Regions from separate parts of the Homo sapiens genome. Here region 2 is linked to region 1. Evidence: read pairs that join two places in POLR2A ChIA-PET (ENCODE). Cell type or tissue: PC-9. All regions are shown on one strand. Region 1 has its middle 70 kb from the start of LINC01991. Region 2 has its middle 35 kb from the start of RTP4.

Evidence for each region. Peaks named below come from ENCODE experiments on the same cell type or tissue, not always from the same donor. Only the 100,000 strongest peaks of a DNase experiment are listed, where the experiment ranks them.
Region 2: POLR2A ChIA-PET joins it to region 1 with 13 read pairs; 1 of 35 experiments calls an interaction of 5 or more read pairs at or near these places.

Annotation. Positions count from the first base shown.
Region 1 is chr3:188,044,216-188,048,215 of GRCh38, forward strand. No RefSeq gene overlaps it. Among named protein-coding and RNA genes, the nearest start is that of LINC01991, 70 kb to the left of the region's middle. In PC-9, no CTCF peak of the experiment used is centred here; a DNase peak (open chromatin) is centred at 2,466.
Region 2 is chr3:187,401,574-187,405,573 of GRCh38, forward strand. No RefSeq gene overlaps it. Among named protein-coding and RNA genes, the nearest start is that of RTP4, 35 kb to the left of the region's middle. In PC-9, no CTCF peak of the experiment used is centred here; a DNase peak (open chromatin) is centred at 2,318; H3K27ac peaks cover 539 bases.

The DNA of each region.
Region 1 (4,000 bases):
TAGCTGAGAAGAGAAAGTTGCAGAAGAAACAGAGTGCCTCCCCTGCCCCTCCCCAATTGGTTTGCATCCTTCCTTTTACTCCCAATATCTCAGAATGCCTACCTAGAAGGAACTTGGGTTAAAATCTGGGTGACATCCTCAACTTGCAGGTTAGAAAGCTGAGGTCCAGAGAAAGGCATAAACTCTCAAGGCCGCATAGCTGGTAAGTGACAGAATTGAGAACTGAGTCTGCATATGTTCATTCCCTGTCCAGTGAGGGAGCATCAGGACCTGGAACCATGCAAGGAGGTGAAAGCTGAAGGTGGGGGGGTGAAGTCACACTGGTTTGTTGGTTTGTTGAGTTTTTTTTTACTTTGAATTGAAGTGAAATTCACATAATATAAAATTAACATTTTAAGTGTAGAATTTAGTAACATTTAGTACATCCACAATATTGTGCAACCACCACCTCTATCTGGTTACAAGACATTTTTTATCACCCCAAAAGGAAACCTTACACCATTAAGCACTCACTCTATTTCCCCCTCTTCCAAGACTGGCAATCACTAGTCTGCTTTCTGTCTCTATGGATTTGCCTATTCTAAACATTTCGTACAAATGAAACCATAGAATCTGTGGCTGTTTGCGTCTGGCTTCTCTCACCTAGCATGTTTTCAAGGTCAATCATGTTGTAACATGTATCAGTATTTCTTTCATTCCTTTTCGTGGCTGACTAATATTCCTTTGTGTGGGTATAACATATTTTGTCTATCACATCTGGTTTTAACTAAGTGTTGGGTGCTGGGGTAACAAGAAGCCTCTTAATTTATTCATGCTTTCTTCACTCTACACTCTTGAAAACAGGCACAGAGTGAGGACTTGGTAATGTCTACTGGGTGGGCGTTTATTGAATGCTTGCCACTGTTAGAGCTTAGTGAGGCTCCTAGAACTGACCTGGCAAGATGATGTGGAGAAGGATCATGCACTGAACCCAGTAGAGATCTGGGCTCTGGTTCCGGCTCTTCAATAATCAGCTGAGTGGCCCCAATCAGGTTCTTCCCCTTCTCTGGGCCACAGTCTCCTCAACTCTAAGCCAGGATAATAATGCCAGTTGCTTTCGTCTGTTCAGGTTCCTATAATACACTATCACAGACTGGGTGGCTTATTGACAACATACATTCATTTCTCACAGATATGGAGGCTGGAAGTCCAGGACCAGGTGCCAGCATGGGCAGCTTCTGGTGAGGGTGATCTTCCAAGTTGTAGACTACCAACTGCTCCTTGTGTCCTCATGTGGTGGGAAGGGGTGAGAGAGCTCTCTGGGGCCTCTTTTGTAAGGCCAATAATTCCACTCATGAGGACCTGGTTCTCATGACCAAATCACCTCACTAAGGCCCCATCTCCTAACACCATCCCGCTGGGGCTTAGGTTTCAACACATGACTTTGGGGAGGACACAAACATTCAGATAATAGCACCTGTCTAACTAATCACCTGCCAGGGCTACTGGGAGTCCTGAATGGAATAATATCTGTAAAAGTTCCCTGTAAACAACTCCTCTTATGTAAAGCTTATCTCATTTAAAACAAAACCAAAAACTCCTCACTAACCATCTACCTGTAAAGATATGGTTATTGACAGCAAATGGTGAGATAGAGGAAGATTCTCTACCAGGATTTCCTTCAGGGGGCCATATCTATTTGCTTGGGATAAAATACCTGGATGGGCACAGAAGGGACCTGAGTATGGGGAACTTTACTAAAGAAGACCAGGGATCAGGTGCCTGTTGCTCAGAAGAATGAGGTTGAGGACCAGAGAAGGCAGGAGGTGAAAAGACAGCAAGGGCTGCCGAGTCTATGAAGACTCCCCTCATGACCCTCGATCTTCAGTAAAGTTACCAAACTCACAAACGTCTGAATGCAAGTGGGTTTTTGTGAAGACCAAGTGAAGGAAATGGGCTTTGTTCCTGGAATGGGTGGTGCAGGACAGAACCAGACAGCACTCTTAGATAAGAGGGCATGAAAGCTGAATGAGGCATGATGATATATGGTGTGGGTACGGAGAGCAACTGCTCTGTGGATTCAAGGCTCTCATAAGGCTTGGCATTGGGGTTCGGGTCAAGTTTAATAGGATCTCCAAGGGCCTCCGCTGACATCTGGGCTGCACACAATTAGACATCCGCCACAAGGGCTGTGCCCATGGGCAAAACCACTGATGAGACCCATGGTGTCCCCACGCTGATATTACAGTGACTTATACCTTTCGACCCTATGCAGCCCTCAACCCTACAGCCACAGTACGAGAACTTGGATCTTGGCACTCGTTTGCTTTTGCTCCCAAACAATTGTTGGTTCAGAGGCCTTTATATGGCAACCACAAATGAATCAACTCTGCAAACAAGGCAGACCCTTGGAATGGCCCCTAAGTACTTTCTGCTGTCACCAGCAAAGAACTTGTGCAGTAACAGCCTCCCTCAGGACCTAGTAAACCTCTGTTCTTCTGCTCAGTTGCCAGGTGACATGCTAGTTACTGGCTTAGAGCAACATGCCAGTAAGATCAGTATGAGGCTTAGAGCTATGTCCAGTAAGATTAGTATGAGGCTTAGAGCTGTGCCCAACACAGTTAGCTTTGTACCAGAGGGAATGTTGTTCCTCATACCCCTTTACAAATCAGTTCCCTCCTGGATTTTGATCCTAAGAAAATCAACAAAAGCACAAAGCTGAATATCCTAAGATAATCTTTACAAAATTATCCATAATGCTAAGCAGCTGGAGACATAAAATTCCAACAATAGGTAAAAGGCAAGAAACTTGGTGTGAATCACCACAATGGCATTTCTGCAGCCATAAAAGAAAGATTGGAGCAATACGGCAAATTCATGTAATATTAAGCGAAAACACAGAACCCTAAATAGTATTTGTGACATGACTGCAACTATGTAAAAATGTGCATTGTATATGGACAAGAAGACAGATGGGACTATGGAAAATAAAAAAATATTGCAAAAGGTAGAATACCTACAGGCAGCTTTTTCTTTAATATTATCTTTTATATCATCCTCTTTGTATTTCACTAGGTTCAAACCTGCATTCTTATCCAGCTGTTTATCTGCATCTGTTTTCCCCACCCAATTAGATTTCATATATCTGTCACTATAAAGATATTTATAATTCTGTTTGTGCTGACTTGTTTCTACCTCCCTTACCTTGTAGAACCTTCTATAAGTGAAACCCACATGATATCGGGCAGGAGGTGGCTAAACAATAATGTGCCAGGCTGCTGTTGCTTGGGAGGTATTTACTAATGCTGCACTGGAAGTGTCGTGGTGCTTGCAAATAGAGGATCCATTTTCAGTTTGGACTCTAATCAGGAAGAAGGGACTCTTTCCATGTAAGAGGTTTTAAAACCCTTCCCAGCAACCAGGATGTGGGAACTAGAGCAGCCAGGGATGATGAATTCTGATCCTCACTGAGAAAATGGAGCTTCAGTATGATTAGGGAGCAACAGAGTGCTCCAGTATCATCAATGAGCAAGAGAGTGCTCCAGGATGATGGGTGAGCAACATAGAGCTCCAGCATGATCAGTGAGCAACAAAGTGCTCCAGCATCATCAGCAAGAAAGAGTGCTCTGGTGTGTCTGGTGAGCAGCTGCAGCACTAGTGGAGATGCCAGTTTCAGAGTAAACAAGCACAGATTAAAGATTCTCTGTGATCAGTAAGTCGGGGTCTAGAATAACTGATGGGCATTTCAGTCCAGATCACACCATGAAAAACCAGAGAAATGGGACCCAGAGGGGAGGATGCTAAAAACTCCAGGACTCTTCCTCTAGCCACCTGGATGCCAGATCCCTGCCCCAGATCCTTTATAATTGGCACCAGAACTCACAGTGCAGTCTCTGTTTCATTCATTTTCTATAAGATTATGCAGGAGATGGTATTTAGGTCTCATTCCAGAGAGTGAGCTCAGGCGTCCTCAGCTAATTTTCATTGAGGGTCAGGCTAAAGAATATCAGGGCTTGTGCTA
Region 2 (4,000 bases), 640 kb before region 1:
AGAACAATAAAACTAATAACTTCTATTTAAACACACCAAGAAAACAAGGGAGAAGACACAAATTATTTATATCAAGAACAAAAAAGGGAACATGATTACAAATTTTACAGTCACTAAAAGAATAATAAGGTCTATTATAAATAGCTTTATGCCAATAAATTTAACTTCTGATAGGAAATGGAAGAATCCTTTGAAAAACACACATGACTAAAACTGACAAGAGAAAATAGAAATTCCAAATAGTCTATCTAAAAATAATTTTATTTGTAACTAAAAATGCTTCAGAAGGAAAAATCCCAGCCCAGATGACATCTCTGGTGAATAATTTCAAACATCTAAGGAAGAAATAATAATGATTATACACAATCTCTTTCATGAAATAGGGAAGGTGATGGTACATGAGCCGTCACTAGATAGGTGTTCAAACAAAACGCCAGCAGCACCACCATGATCCTGCTTTCCTAACGGAGCCTTGTGGCGTCTGCAATTCCACTTCTGGGCAGTTATCCAAGAGCAATTAAAACATGTGTCCATAAAAATGCTTGTATACAAATCTTCACAGAATTATTATTTATGCTAGATTAAAAACTGGTAACAATCTAAATATGTATTAGCAGGAGAAGGTATAAATAAACAATTTTAATACATATATATGGTAAAATACTACTCAGAAATAAAAAAGAATGCACTGCAGATATATAAAAAAAGCATAGATTAATCTAAAAAGCATTACACTGAGTAAAAGTAGCCAGACACAAAAGACTGTGTGTGTGTGTATATATATATATATATACTCTCTCTATATATAAAAATATGTATGTGTGCATATATATACATATATATATACGCATATATATATACATATATATACGCATATATATATACATATATATATACGCATATATATACATATATATACGCATATATATATATACATATATATACGCATATATATACATATATATACGCATATATATACATATATACGCATATATATATACATATATATGCATATATATATACGTGTACACATATATATATACGTGTATATATACACACATATATATACACGTATATATATATACACACACACATATATATATATATATCAGAAAGTGTAGATTTTTCTCCTGCTAAATCCATCCTCCCTATGCACCATCATTACTCCAGTACCTTGAAGAGCTACAGGGATCTAGAAAGGACCTAAAATACCCTATGTTCAAATAACAATAAGCTCGACACCTTTTAAGTGAAAATGTTTGCACCCACTGGTGGTAACTTGAAGCCATAGGAGAAAGATAACATTTATTTCTGAAGTGTTAGTTTTGATCAAACCTGCTTTAGTTAGTTAGATTATGTATATATACACAAACCCAGAGACCTACACACAAAACCAAAATATGTATAAAAAACAAACATTGATGTACTATGGAATATAAAAATAATAAATTTTTAAAGATAAAGCATGAGGCTGGGTTGTGGTGGCTCACACCTGTAGACCCAGTGCTTTGGGAGGCCACAAAGAGATGATTGCTTAAGCCCAGGAGTTTGTGACTAGCCTGGGCAACATAGTGAGCACTGTTTCTACAAATTTGTTTAAAAAAATTAGCCATGCATGGTGGAGTGTGCCTGTAGTCCTAGGTAGTCCGGAGGCTGAGGTGGGAGGATCACTTGAGCCCAGAAGTTGTGGGCTGCAGTGAGCTATGATTGCACCACTGCACTCTAGCCTGGGCAGCAATGAACTACTGACTCAAATAAATAAATAAATAACGAAAGATAAAGCATGAGATTCTAAAGACATTTTATGTTTTCAGCAGGCTAATTTAACCTACATTTCTAGGCTTCCTTCACCTCCTGCCCTCCACTTCACATCTTCTTCCCACCCCTGTGAGAGGTATCTCTATTCATTCTCCTTGGCCATCCAGGGACTTGGATGGATATGTTTGACAAAGACTGATGAAAGGCATATGCTAACAGGTACCAAGAACTAGGAGATGGTGTCAGGTGCTCTTTGGCTTTCCTCAGCATCACCTAACCTGAGGAACCTGGAGGACTGTTGCTTGGGACCCTTCCCAGAAGAAGAAGTTGTCAATCTTGTGGTTTGACAATTCCATTACCACCCTTTCTATTTATTCTATCCATCTTCCATGACTTCTGATTGCACCAAGCCACAAACAGTCCACAGTGCATTGTATACTCAAGAACCTAGACACAGAGGCTACAGAGAGGTCACACAAACATGTGGACTAGGAACTTCCAAGTTTTTGTGAACACCGCTACTAGCTGACTCACTACCTGAATCACTGGGAGAGAATGAACTATGGGAGGGGCCTTGATAGTCTCCCACGTTTCTGTGCAACCCAGAGCATATCACAGCTTCTCAGAGCAGTTACTGGAACATTGGCTTTGCTTTACTTACGGACTTTAGGATCTATAGACTTCTTTGTTTTTAACATCACATGTTGTTTCCATCAGAAGATTTTATTGTAATGAGTCAGTGCTTCTCACTGGAACTAATACTGGTCACGGGGCATGTTTTAAAATTTAATGGGATCATTTGATTTGCTACTGTTATTAGTGGACAAGAGCCAGGAATGACAGACCTTTTGCATTGCAAAGGACAGCTCCAAACAACTAAGAAGTGTCCTGCATTCCATGTGAAAGTTAAATAATCTTTTTTATACTAGTCTGACCTGGCATATATACTAGTCTGACCTTTTTATACTAGTCTTCCTTCACCAGTGCTTCTTTTACCTCTCAAATAAACTGCTTTGCTATTGTATCTTTGTTTCAAGGTGAGTTTCTGGTGTAACCCGAACTATGGTAATTTTTTTAATTCTAGTATTTAACTCTCTCTCTCTCTCTCTCTCTCTCTCTATATATATATATATATACATATATATACACGCACACACATATATATACATATATATACACACACACACATATATATATACATATGCTAGTCTGACCCTAGCATTTAACTCTATTTTATATGTATACTCACACTGCTAATGGCATTTGAATTCCATTGTAACACACCTGTGCTGTTACGTTTGTGCATTTGTAGCTATGGCATGCAATCTGATTCTGTGAAGAAGTGCAAGCATTTCACTACTTGCTCAGGTACTCGAGTGTGATGTGCTCCAGCAATTGCATTGCTAAAATGTTATTATTTTTTACAAATTACTTCCCTTTATTTCTTCATGTATTAAGTTCGGGGCATTATATTGCAGTCTGTGAAATGATATGTTTATAGATTACATTATCTATGATTTTTATATCCAGATACTAAATGGGATATCACAAAATATTTGTTGTTGTTGCTTTTGTTATGTGCATGTGTTTGTGTGCTTTGTTTTTTTTTTTTTTTTTTTTTTTAGAAAAAAGAGCATTCAATCTAAAAGTCAAGAAAATGACGATATGGGTGATAAATATTGACAGCTTAGACAAGGGCTTGAGGGGTGAAAAAGAAAGTCACTGTGGATATAGAATTAACAGAATTTACAAAGAGATTAGATTCAGTGGATTTTAATTAAGCTCTGTTTCAACTTTCCCTTCTGTAGGCTAAATAAACCCAGAGCCATCAACCAACTTGGCCTGCTTTATAAATCTTTTGTTATCTCGGCTGCTGGCTTCAGAAGCACTTCCCTGGGTCTCTAAGTTGTGTTCAGTTATGGATTTCCAAACAGAGCTTAAACATATTAAGCGAGAAATTGGGTCTCCCAATTCCCACGTAATACACCATGCACTGGCTCACAGATCTGACAATGTAACGTGGATATGCACATGTAGCAGCCATTATCAGTGGCCTGTCTATATTCTCCCATCTCCTGTATATGTCCAGTGACTTGCAGCTGCCAGCATCTACATTTCTTTAATTAAGAGTCTTCTTTGGCCACTGAAGCCCATCATGAAGGAGGCTGGAAGTGCAACCCACCTGCATCCCCCAAATAACACTCAACCTGTAACTTCCTGCAGTAGGTGTATAAATACTGGA